Regions from separate parts of the Mus musculus genome. Here region 1 is linked to region 2. A link is a loop called in an ENCODE intact Hi-C map of the cell type or tissue named here. Cell type or tissue: left cerebral cortex. All regions are shown on one strand. Links, peaks and the distances in the headings refer to the core of each region. The heading gives the core; the rest is flanking DNA. Region 1 has its middle 43 kb from the start of Cyp4a12b. Region 2 has its middle 27 kb from the start of Efcab14.

Evidence for each region. A loop is a pair of places that touch in the nucleus more often than their neighbours do. Peaks named below come from ENCODE experiments on the same cell type or tissue, not always from the same donor. Only the 100,000 strongest peaks of a DNase experiment are listed, where the experiment ranks them.
Region 1: a loop joins it to region 2, with 5 times the contacts of the local background. A loop is called at or near these places in 7 of 42 quality-filtered maps.

The regions. Positions count from the first base shown.
Region 1 is chr4:115,365,587-115,370,968 of GRCm38, forward strand. No RefSeq gene overlaps it. Among named protein-coding and RNA genes, the nearest start is that of Cyp4a12b, 43 kb to the right of the region's middle. In left cerebral cortex, for the core only: a CTCF peak has its summit at 2,676 (motif pointing right); a DNase peak (open chromatin) is centred at 2,720.
Region 2 is chr4:115,707,865-115,713,246 of GRCm38, forward strand. No RefSeq gene overlaps it. Among named protein-coding and RNA genes, the nearest start is that of Efcab14, 27 kb to the right of the region's middle. In left cerebral cortex, for the core only: CTCF peaks have their summits at 2,146 (motif pointing left), 2,351 and 4,039 (motif pointing left); DNase peaks (open chromatin) are centred at 1,512 and 2,137.

The DNA of each region.
Region 1 (5,382 bases), core at 282-5,281, 340 kb before region 2:
TGCTCCACATCACTATTCTTCACTAAAGACAGCCATGTATTGGTTCAATTTGCATACCGTTGTTGAGCTCAACTTGTATTAATGCTGCCATTGAGGAAAACCTGCCCAAAAAATTGCTCATGAGGTTCCTGCTGCAGCTTGCTGCTTCTTAAGCCTTGCCTTAGGCTGATTAGTGAGCCTGGCCATTTCTTCAGAAATGAGCTACAGCTGCCTGTCTGCTTGTAGAAAGGACTAAACTCTAGTCGATGCTTCATGCCTGGTGTCTGCCTGTTTAGAGAACTGAGCTGCAGCTGCTGAATTGTATTTGGTGTTTGCTATGAGACTGAACTGCTGCCAAAGAAGATCGAGCTCACCCACAAGGAACTATTGCTAAACAGGTCCACTTCCCCCATATCCTAATAACTTTCTCTTCCACTTCCTCTGCTGGCTGGTGGGCTAGAGGAGAGATTGAACCCTTATTAAAAGTTGGTTGCAGAAATTTATGCCTACAATAGGGTAATTCCATTGTGACTTTTCCTATAGATGTGTGTGTGTGTGTGTTCTACAGTAGTAGAGAGATCCATATGACCTTTTTGAAATGTTTTATTATTTATTACTTCCTGTATCCTCTCCTTTTCTCTGTCCTTCCATTTCTCTGAAATTTAACCCTTCTTGCTCCATTAACCCTTCTCCTTAAATCCTTTATACCCCTGCTTTCTCTCTTTTCTTGAAATTCTCCCATGGCACCTTACTAACTTAGTGACCTCTATGGGTATTCCAAATGTATTTCTTAGTTTTTGTTAAGATACAGGAAGTTCCAAAACAGTTTTGTTAAGCCAGCTACTGGGTAAATTTGCCATACAAAGGAACTAACCATGACTTGATGAGAAATGATTCTCACCTGCCTGGAATTATTTCCTACTTCTCTGACCCTTGAGGGTTGGTTGGTGGACTGGTGAAGGAAAGGGGCTTTTCAGATCTTAACTTAGTTGTATTTGTTTTGAATATTTTAGTGGTTCAGTTTTGTGATTTGGACTTTGGGGAGGGGATGGTCACAAGTGTTCTGAGGTGAACTTGAGAAGGCTGAAAACTGAATTTGATTGGATGCATTATGTGAAATATCTACATAATCAATAAAAATATTATGTTATTAAAAAGTTAAAGTACAGAAGATAGAAAAATTAGCACAGAAGATAAGGTTGGGATTAAAGATGAATTGTTATATTCCATTTGCACAATAAATATTTTATTTATTTATTTAGATATTTTCTTTATTTGCATTTCAAATGCTATCCCAAAAATTCCCTATACCCTCCCTCTGCCCTGCTCCCCTACCCACTCACTCCCACTTCTTGGCCCTGGCGTTCCCCTGTACTGGGGCATATAAAGTTTGCAAGACCAAGGGGCCTCTCTTCCCAATGATGGCCGACTAGGTCATCTTCTGCTACATATGCAGCTAGAGACATGAGCTCCAGGGGTACTGGTTAGTTCATATTGTTGTCCCTCCTATAGGGTTGCAGAACCTTTCAGCTCCTTGGGTACTTTCTCTAGCTCCTCCATTGGGGGCCCTGAATTCTATCAATAGATGGCTGTGAGCATCTACTTCTGTATTAGCCAGGCACTGGCATAGCCTCACTCGAGACAGCTATATCAGGGTCCTTTCAGCAAAATCTTGCCAACAATAAACATTTTTAAAAGAACAAATGTCAGTTCTTTTTGGTGGGTTTAAGAAAGAGTTTATTTGACTTACACTTCCACAGCACTGTCCATCATTGAAGGAAGTCAGGACAGGAACTCAGACAAGTCTGGACCTGGAGGCAGGAGCTGATGCAGAGGCCATGGAAGGGTGATACTTACTGGCTTGCTTCACATCGTTCAGTCTTCTTTCTTTTTTTTAACTAGATGTTTTCTTTATTTACGTTTCAAATGTTACCCCCTTTCCTAGTATCCCCTCCGAAAATCCCCTATCCCTTCTTCCCCTCCCCCTGCTTCCCAACCCACCAACTCCCATTCCTGGTCCTGGCATTCTCCTATACTGGGGCATAGAACCTTCACAGGACCAAGAGCCTCTCCTCCCATTGATGACCAACTAGGCCATCTTCTGCTACAAATAGAGCTAGAGCTACAAGTTCCACCATGTGTTTTCATTGATTGGTGGTATAGTTCCAAGGAGCTCTGAGGGTACTGCTTAGTTCATAGTGATGTTTCTTCTATGGGGCTTCAGTCCCCTTCAGCCACTTGGTTTTTTCTCTGGCTCGAGCTTTAGGAATTCTTAAAAGGTTCACAGCAGTTCACATAAAAATGACTACGTTTTTCCATCTAAACTAGCATAATGATTTTCAAGTCAAGTGATTATAATTATGTTCCAATTACATAGCAATAAACACAAACACATTTAAGCATGTTTAAATGTGTGGTATAATGTAAGAGGGAAACTGTTCTACAACAATTCAGTGTGCTTCTGGCCCTAGTGTTCAATAAAAAGAATGCAAAGAGAAATATTATATATCACACAGATTATCTAACATTAATAATTTACAAGGTGAATAATGTATTTTGGATATGAAGTATTTTAAGGTTGGAATGATAGCTATGTTTGGTAGACTGACTCAAATTTTTCCAACATTGCTGTTAACTAGCTGAGCTACTTGAGTTAGGAGACTTGGGTGTGTCTCCAACACTGACCAGCCACCAGGGGGCACTGACATATTTGAGATAGCTAGACCCAGGAAATTGCATGTGAATTTGCAGCAGGCTGTCTTGGAAAAGAACAGAGATCCTAAGGTACCAAAGATAGGATGCCAGTTGCCAGACTGGATTCTGCCAGTGGGGACAAATGTGGCAGATGAGATGGAATCAGCCTGCTTGGGTGGGAGGCTGGAGATTGTTGCAGGTTCCATGGGTCTTGATGCTTGTTCTATCTAAATTTTCAGGCCTCTTCTCTCTGAGATAGAATGTAGACACACATACACACAAACACACAGCAAGATTTCTTTGCTCCACACTTTTCTGTCTTGTATTTTGCTCCCTGGATGCTCTTAATTTTGTTGTTGTTATTGTTGTTGTTGCTGCTGCTATTTTTGACTTTCATGGAGTCATTATCTATATATAGGCACAGAGACTCATATATTTTAAATGCTTAGGCCTTTAACTTGGGCTACCCTTGTCCCTCAGCTGTTCTAACCTGACTAATTCTTCCAACATCCCAGCAAGTGACCTGGTCTACCTCTCTGCTCATGTTCACTCCCATCCACCTCTGTGTCTACTTGCTCAATCCTCTTGTACCTGATTCTTCCCACTGAGCCCATCTCTGCCCAGACATCCTGTTTCCTCTCCTGCCTCAGCCATTGGTCATCAGATCTTTCTTAAACTAATCAGAAGGTGATGGGGATATCTATTTACAAGATACTAAGGCACATGTTGATTCGTTAAAAATAACAATACCAAAGTCTAGACAGTAATCATCTCTCTGCCAGTACAGAAATAAAAATTTGAATAATAGGAAGACAACCTTTACACAGTGCACAAAAAGGTTCCCACACATGTTTTTACTTTGTGGTTGCTATAATATAGACAGGCTAAAGAAAAAGAGCATTCTAAGGCCATCTCCCTCCAACTTTGTTTTCTTGTGTTTTTTGTTTGCTATTCTCTATACTGCAAGGATTTAAATATAAGTTACATGTGGTAAATTACACAGAGGCTCTCCTATGCCATGCAGCCCAACTGGTAGCCCTCTTTAAATGGGAAATTCACCTTGTGAACTATCACGTTTGCTTTCTAGCTAGATTGAGAGACATAATAGGAATGGATACATTATGAATTTGCAGGGGGAGGGCATCAGAAAAAACATTTAAGTAGAAAGGAATAGCTTGACACACAGAGAGGCCAAGATATTCCCTAGCTTATATACTTATTAGAAGTTACCTTAAGCTTCCCAGACACATTAGGCTCAATATAAACTACACTGGTGGTCTTTTGTAAGGATAAAATCCTGTGCAGTGTGTGGAAGCATCACCTGCCAATAAAAAGTTGATGACCCTTTGCAAAAGGCAGAAAGTAGAAGGTGGGAGTTCTATTAGAGAGATGGGAACTCTGATAGATAGTTAGAGGCAGAGAAATTTCACCATGGGCTTGGAGGAGACACATGAAACTGAGGAGAGGTAAGTAGCCATGTGGTAGAAATAGACTGGAATAAAGAGATGGGTCATTAGCTAGTCAGGGAACAAGCCAAAGCTTGTGGCCTAGATAGTTATTCATAAATAATTAAGTCTCAGAATTATTATTCTGGAAACAAAGATGGCAGGTAGGAAAGCTCATGGCTACAGTCTTTATTTGTTTTGAATGACAGGTCCTACACAGACTATGATTCACCTGGAAAATGCAGAATCTTTCCAGGTCAAAGGGTATTAAGGTCATGTGGAGTTACATAGATAAGAAGAACTCAAGGAGTTGAAGGGGTTTGCAGCCCCATAGGAGGAACAGCAATATGAATCAACCAGTACCCCCAGAGCTCCCAGGGACTAAACCGCCAAAGAGTACATACGGAGGGATTCAAGGCTCCAGATGCATAAGTAGCAGAGGATGGCCTTGTGGGACATCAATGAGAGGAGAGGCCCTTTGTCTTGTGAGGACTTTATGCCCCGGTGTAGGCCAATGCCAGGACAGGGAAGCAGGAGTGGGTGGGTTGGTGAGCAGGGGGAGAGGGGATGAGATGGGGGGGGGGGAGGCTCCAAGGGGAAATGAGGAAAGGGGATAAAATTTGAAATGTAAGTAAAGAAAATATCTAATAAAAATTAAATAAAATATGTATTAAAATAAAAAGGAACATAGTCAGAAGGCTCTCCTTCCTTACAGTTGCTAATGAGGAAGTAAGAGAGAGAATTCAAGGCTCCATTAATAAGAGCAACTGTTCCAAAAGGTTTCTTCCTTTCTATTGTCACAAATGAGGTAAAAGAAAGAGAGAGAGAGAGAGAGAGAGAGAGAGAGAGAGAGAGAGAGAGAGAGAGAGAGAGAAAAGAAAAGAAAAGAAAAGAAAAGAAAAGAAAAGAAAAGAAAAGAAAAGAAAAGAAAAGAAAAGATAAAGTGAGTTCCAGAGGATGCTCTTGGGACAGGGATGGGTACAAAGGAACATTGGAGGTGTTCCAATATGATCCTTTTCTCTTATAAAGAGGCAACAAAGCACCCTCAGATCCTATCAGTTTGACCCAGACTTTAAAAAAGAACATGTTTGATGTATTTCTTTACTTGAGTCTTGCCTAAAGTTAGACTAAAGGATAAAAAAGTGACCGCTGGTGGGAAATACAAATCATAATATCATAATATCCTCTTATTTGACCTTCTTGTAGAAGGGAACACACTCACTTGTTAAACTTCCAGGTGGTCTGTCTCCACTTATAGACACAC
Region 2 (5,382 bases), core at 219-5,218:
TTTTAAAAAAAAAAAAAAAAAACATGGACCGAAGCACCCAAGATTCAGAGTATCCTACAACACAAATGCTAATGTGTTGCTCTGACGAAATGTGCATTAAGAAGCCAGGTGGTAATGGCCCATGCCTTTAATCCCAGCACTCAGGAGGCAGAGGCAAGTGGATCTCTGTGAGTTCTAGGCCAGCCTGGTTTACAAAGTGAGTTCCAGGATAGCCAGAGCTACGCAGAGAAATCCTGTCTTAAAACAACAACAAAAATGGGAGAGAAACAGAGAGAGGGGGGGCACTAAGACAAGCAAGGAGGAAGCTGCAGAATACATTAAACTTTTGGCCAAGAAAATGAAGGAAGCCAGAGAAAACTGCCGGGAATAGATTGTGGGGAAACATAGGCTGGCCTCCCTAAGAGCTTCTACTTCTGAGTGGGATTCCTGTCAAGATTAAGTCTCTAAGAGTGACAGACTTTGGAGCACTCACATAAACAGGATATCTTCATCAAATTCTTCTTTAAGGGCTCAACATTCTATGCAGAAAAAGAAAGACTGTAAGAGCCAGAGATAAAGGGTGGCTCCAGGAAACAGCATCTTCTAGACATAACAAGATTGACACACATATGAACTCAGACACTATGGCAGCCCACACAGGGCCTGCCTGCAAAAGTTCAAGGCAAGCAGGGTCCCAACACCATGAGAGGGAAGCAGATTAGGATCCCAAGCCTAATCAAGAAGATTATCTGCAACTGATACTTGATGGCAAAGGAAAAAAAAAATCAGTTTTCTCCAGTGGAGTCTCACTGGTTATAGTAACCACACTTCAGAGGAGGCCCCTAGCCCGGTAGTAGATAGCAACACAAATCAAACTCAACAGTATCTTTGTAGATGTTTTTGCCTCATTTTGCATTTTTTTAACATTGGCCTTTGGCATGTATATTTTGGTTTTTGTTTCTATGTTTTTGTGGTGATGTATGTTTTTGTGTTGTATTTCTTGTTTTTCTTATTTTGGCGTTGTTGATTTTGTTTGTTTGAAAGAGAGAGAGAGGGGCCTGGAGTTAGATGGGGAGGTGGGGAGGATCTGGGAAGAGTTGGAGGAAGGAAGAGCATGATCAGACTATGTTGCATAAATTGTTCTCAATAAAAATAATGTGTTTAAAAGTCACAAATATGATAAGATCTAAAAGCAGACACAAAACAAAATTCCTGAACTATGAGATTATAAATCCTGTCAAAAGGCCTGGGCTGCGGAAGTCACGTGACCTACCAGGGAAGCAACTGTTATTGTTTTGCTAAACAGATCTGCTTCTCCATAACTAAGTTAATGTCGGTGGAGGAGTGCTGCTGTCAGCAAATAACAAGCTACAAGTGAATGAGTATCCAGTCAAGAGTGAGACACGGATATCAGTCCTACCCACCCAACCAAGGATCAGGGAACAATGCAGAAGAAAAATGTAGTAAGTGAAGGATCCGTGTGGAATGCTGAGTTCTGCTCATGATCTTACAGCAGCTGCGACCGCCTACACAACATCTGCATACGATTAGGTCCTTCGCCCCCTTCCCATCGAAGGGAGAAGGAAGCACGCTTCCTTCCTGAGGACTTACATGTAGTCTCAGTTGATGAGGGAGAGATATTTCCTTTAGTTACAGATAAGGTACAGATTGTGCCTGTAAACAATCCTTCAGCCATGGCCCTGTAATCAACATTGATGAAACGCACTGGGTCGTGAAAATTTTAGAAAGTAAAGATATGAAAGAATTACAGTTTCTGATCTAAAGAAGTGAAGGCTGCAGCTCTCAGGCTTCAGACATAGTCTATGCCACTAAGTCACCAACATTTGTTCTGAGACTACTGTGAGGAAGCACTAATCCTCAAGAGCCAGAAAACCTGGGTCAAAATTCCAGGCAAACCATATACCAGCTCCAAGGCCACCGGACAGTCTCTGAAACAGATTCCATCTGGGAAATGGAGATGGGTATCCCTGTCAGGCAAAGTTGTTTAAGGTTAAAGCAATACATGTAGTTATGACTTGGATACACTGTGTTCAGTAAATGTCTGTCGTTTGTTATCTGCCTAAAACTCTGCAGAAGTTCTGGTCGGGAGAGGATCCTAAACCAAGCTGCTAAGCTAGATGTTTCTATGTTTCAGTGCTTCCCTCTGCTGGCCAAAGGAGGTAGCTCCACTGGGGGCGGGACGGGGGAGAGAAAGAGAGCAAAAGAGCGAGGGAGGGAGAGCGAGAGCGAGGGAGGGGGGCGGAGGGGAGGGAGAGAGGCCAAAGTCTGGCCTCTCGAGGCCAAAGTCTGGCCTCTCTGCTGGCTACCAAATCCCCCAAGGAGGTAGATGTGGTGTAGCACAAACAATCTCAGCTATCCAGCGGCCGTGTGAAGGTACATGCAGCCCTTCGCCTCTCTGAGCCTATCTGCTTAGCTGTAAGAATGGAGTGACAATCCCTACCATATTTCAGAATTGCCGTGAATCCCAAATGGCCATGCCTTTGGGACACTTTCCTAAGCTAACCTCAAGTGCTTTGTGGTCAAGCACTTTGATGTTGGGCATCCAAAACCCCAAGGAGGATCTGAGAAGTTGGCCCTGCACTTCAGTAGTCCCTCTCCAGGGGAAGAGGAACGTCTTTGTCTATGCATGTATCTTGGAGTATTTCCCCTATACGTTCCTTTAATGGTTTCATAGTTTGGGGGCTGACATTAGGCCATTTTGAATTGATTTTGGAGCAAGGTGAGAGGCAGAGACACTTTGTTTTTCTATGAATGAGCAGTGGTTTGAATGAGAACTTTCACTCATAGGCTCACATATTTAAATATATGGTCCCTGTGGGTGGTGCTACTTTGGGAGGTTACGGAATCTTTGGGACAAGAAACTTTGCTGCAGGAAGTATGCCGTTGGGGTGGGCTTTCAGAGCTATGGCATCACCTTACTTCCAGCTCACTCTCTGCTTCCTATATATGGATGGAGATGGATGTGATCTCTCAGCTTCCTGCATTGGCTGTGTGCTGCCCTGCCTCCCCTGCCTCCCCTGCCATTATTGACTCTTCCTCTGGAACCAGAAGCTGAATAAATTCTTTCTCCTTTAAGTAACGTCCAGCCATAAGTTTTATCACAGCAACAAAAAGTAACATATACACTGAATATTCCATTTTCCCAGCATTTCCACTACATTGAAGACACTATCTTTTCTTCAATATATGTTTCTGAAGTCTTCATCAAAATTACATGGCTAAAAAAATCCAGACTAGATGGAGGCAGGGTGGTCTCCAGGCCACATCCTTCTGAGGAGCTCTTGACACTTGCTACATCTGGGGAGAGAGAATCACTCTTTCTTCTTTTCCTTGTTTACAATATGTGCTACTAACAGATTTCCCATGCTCCATTGTCTGTCCCACACCCCAACATCCAAACACAATGTGCACAGCAGCAACTGAGGCTTAGTAGATTAAAAAAAAAAAAAAAAGAGGTTAGGAGGCAAGTGTGTTGAGGGGTTTGAGGGAAGTTGGATGGGGAAAGTGGGAGGTGGATATTACCATGTTTCATATATATGTATGTGTGTGTGTATAAAATTTCTCAAAAATAAAGGAAAATTACTCTTCTAAAAATTATGTGTTGGGGCTGGAGAGATGGCTTGTCCCAAGCTAGTATCTCGCCGGCAAGAATTCACTCGGACAACCGGATTCTTCTACAGCAAAGCTTTATTGCTTCATCTGAAGGAAGACCCCAAACCCGGAAAATGGTGCTGCTTATATACCCCTCCGTGTGACGTGTCAGCTCCTGATTAGCTGCTCACTCATCACCCCACTACTACGCCCCGGGGTGGGCAGTGACTTGGCATGAATTTACTCTTGCACCTGCGCACATTACTTGTTTACCAGTTAGGCACAGTGGAGGCCAGCACCATCTTGTAATGGCGATTGCTCACGGCTCTCCACAATGGCTCAGTGGCTAAGAGCACTGACTGCTCTTCTGAAGGTCCTGAATTTGAATCCCAGCAACCACATGGTGGCTCACAGCCATCTGTAATGAGATCTGATGCCCTCTTCTGGTGCGTCTGAAGATAGCTACAGTGTACTTAGATATAATAATAAATAAATCTTTTTTTTTAATTATGTGTTTATAGCTGTGCGGATTTAATTTTAATCTTTGGGTTCTAGTCCACTGACCCTGTTTCTTAACCACCACCATGCTGGTTTTATAACTATGACTCTGTAATATAGTTTGGAATCAGTTATGGCTCCAGCCAGCATTGTTCTTTTTGCTCACAATTGCTTGGGTTATTAAGAGTCTTTTTGTGATTTTTATACGAATCCTAGAATTTTTTTTTCTATTTTGTAAAGGATGTTATTGGAACTTTGATGAGGATTAAAGATTAATATCTAGAAACTGTAAAGAACATGTAGAGACTGCCATATCCAGGGATCCACCCCATAATCAGCATCCAAACGCTGACACCATTGCATACACTAGCAAGATTTTATTGAAAGGACCCAGATGTAGCTGTCTCTTGTGAGACTATGCCGGGGCCTAGCAAACACAGAAGTGGATGCTCACAGTCAGCTAATGGATGGATCATAGGGCTCCCAATGGAGAAGCTAGAGAAAGTAGCCAAGGAGCTAAAGGGATCTGCAACCCTATAGGTGGAACAACATTATGAACTAACCAGTACCCCGGAGCTCTTGACTCTAGCTGCATATATATCAAAAGATGGCCTAGTCGGCCATCACTGGAAAGAGAGGCCCATTGGACTTGCAAACTTTATATGCCCCAGTACAGGGGAACACCAGGGCCAAAAAGGGGGAGTGGGTGGGCAGGGGAGTGGGGGTGGGTGGATATGGGGGACTTTTGGTATAGCATTGGAAATGTAAATGAGCTAAATACCTAATAAAAAATGGAAAAAAAAAAGAAATGGGCAAAAAAAAAAAAAAGAAAAAAAGAAAATGTAAAGAACCAAAAAAGAAGAAAAAACATCAAAGTTCAAATAATCCAGTCAATACATGGGCTATTGAAATCAACAGACAATTCTCAAAGGATAAAGCGCTAATGGCCAATAGACATGAAAAAAGGGTGTTCAACATTTTTAGCAATCAGGGGAAGGCAAGTTAAAACTACATTAAAGTTCTTTCTCACCTCTGTCAGAATCGTTAAGAAAACAAACACTGGCAAGAATGTGGGGGAAAGGCCAGCCTTCTATACTGATGATAGGATTGTAAGTGCTCCAGTCACTATGGAAATCTAAACCTGAAAACAGAACACCATATGACCTAGCTAGACCACTGCTGGGTCTACACTGAGAGAACTATAAATCAGCCCACTACAGAGACCCACATAGCTATGTTTATTGAAGCACCATTCATAATAGCTAATGTGTCCATCAGCAGATGAATGGATAA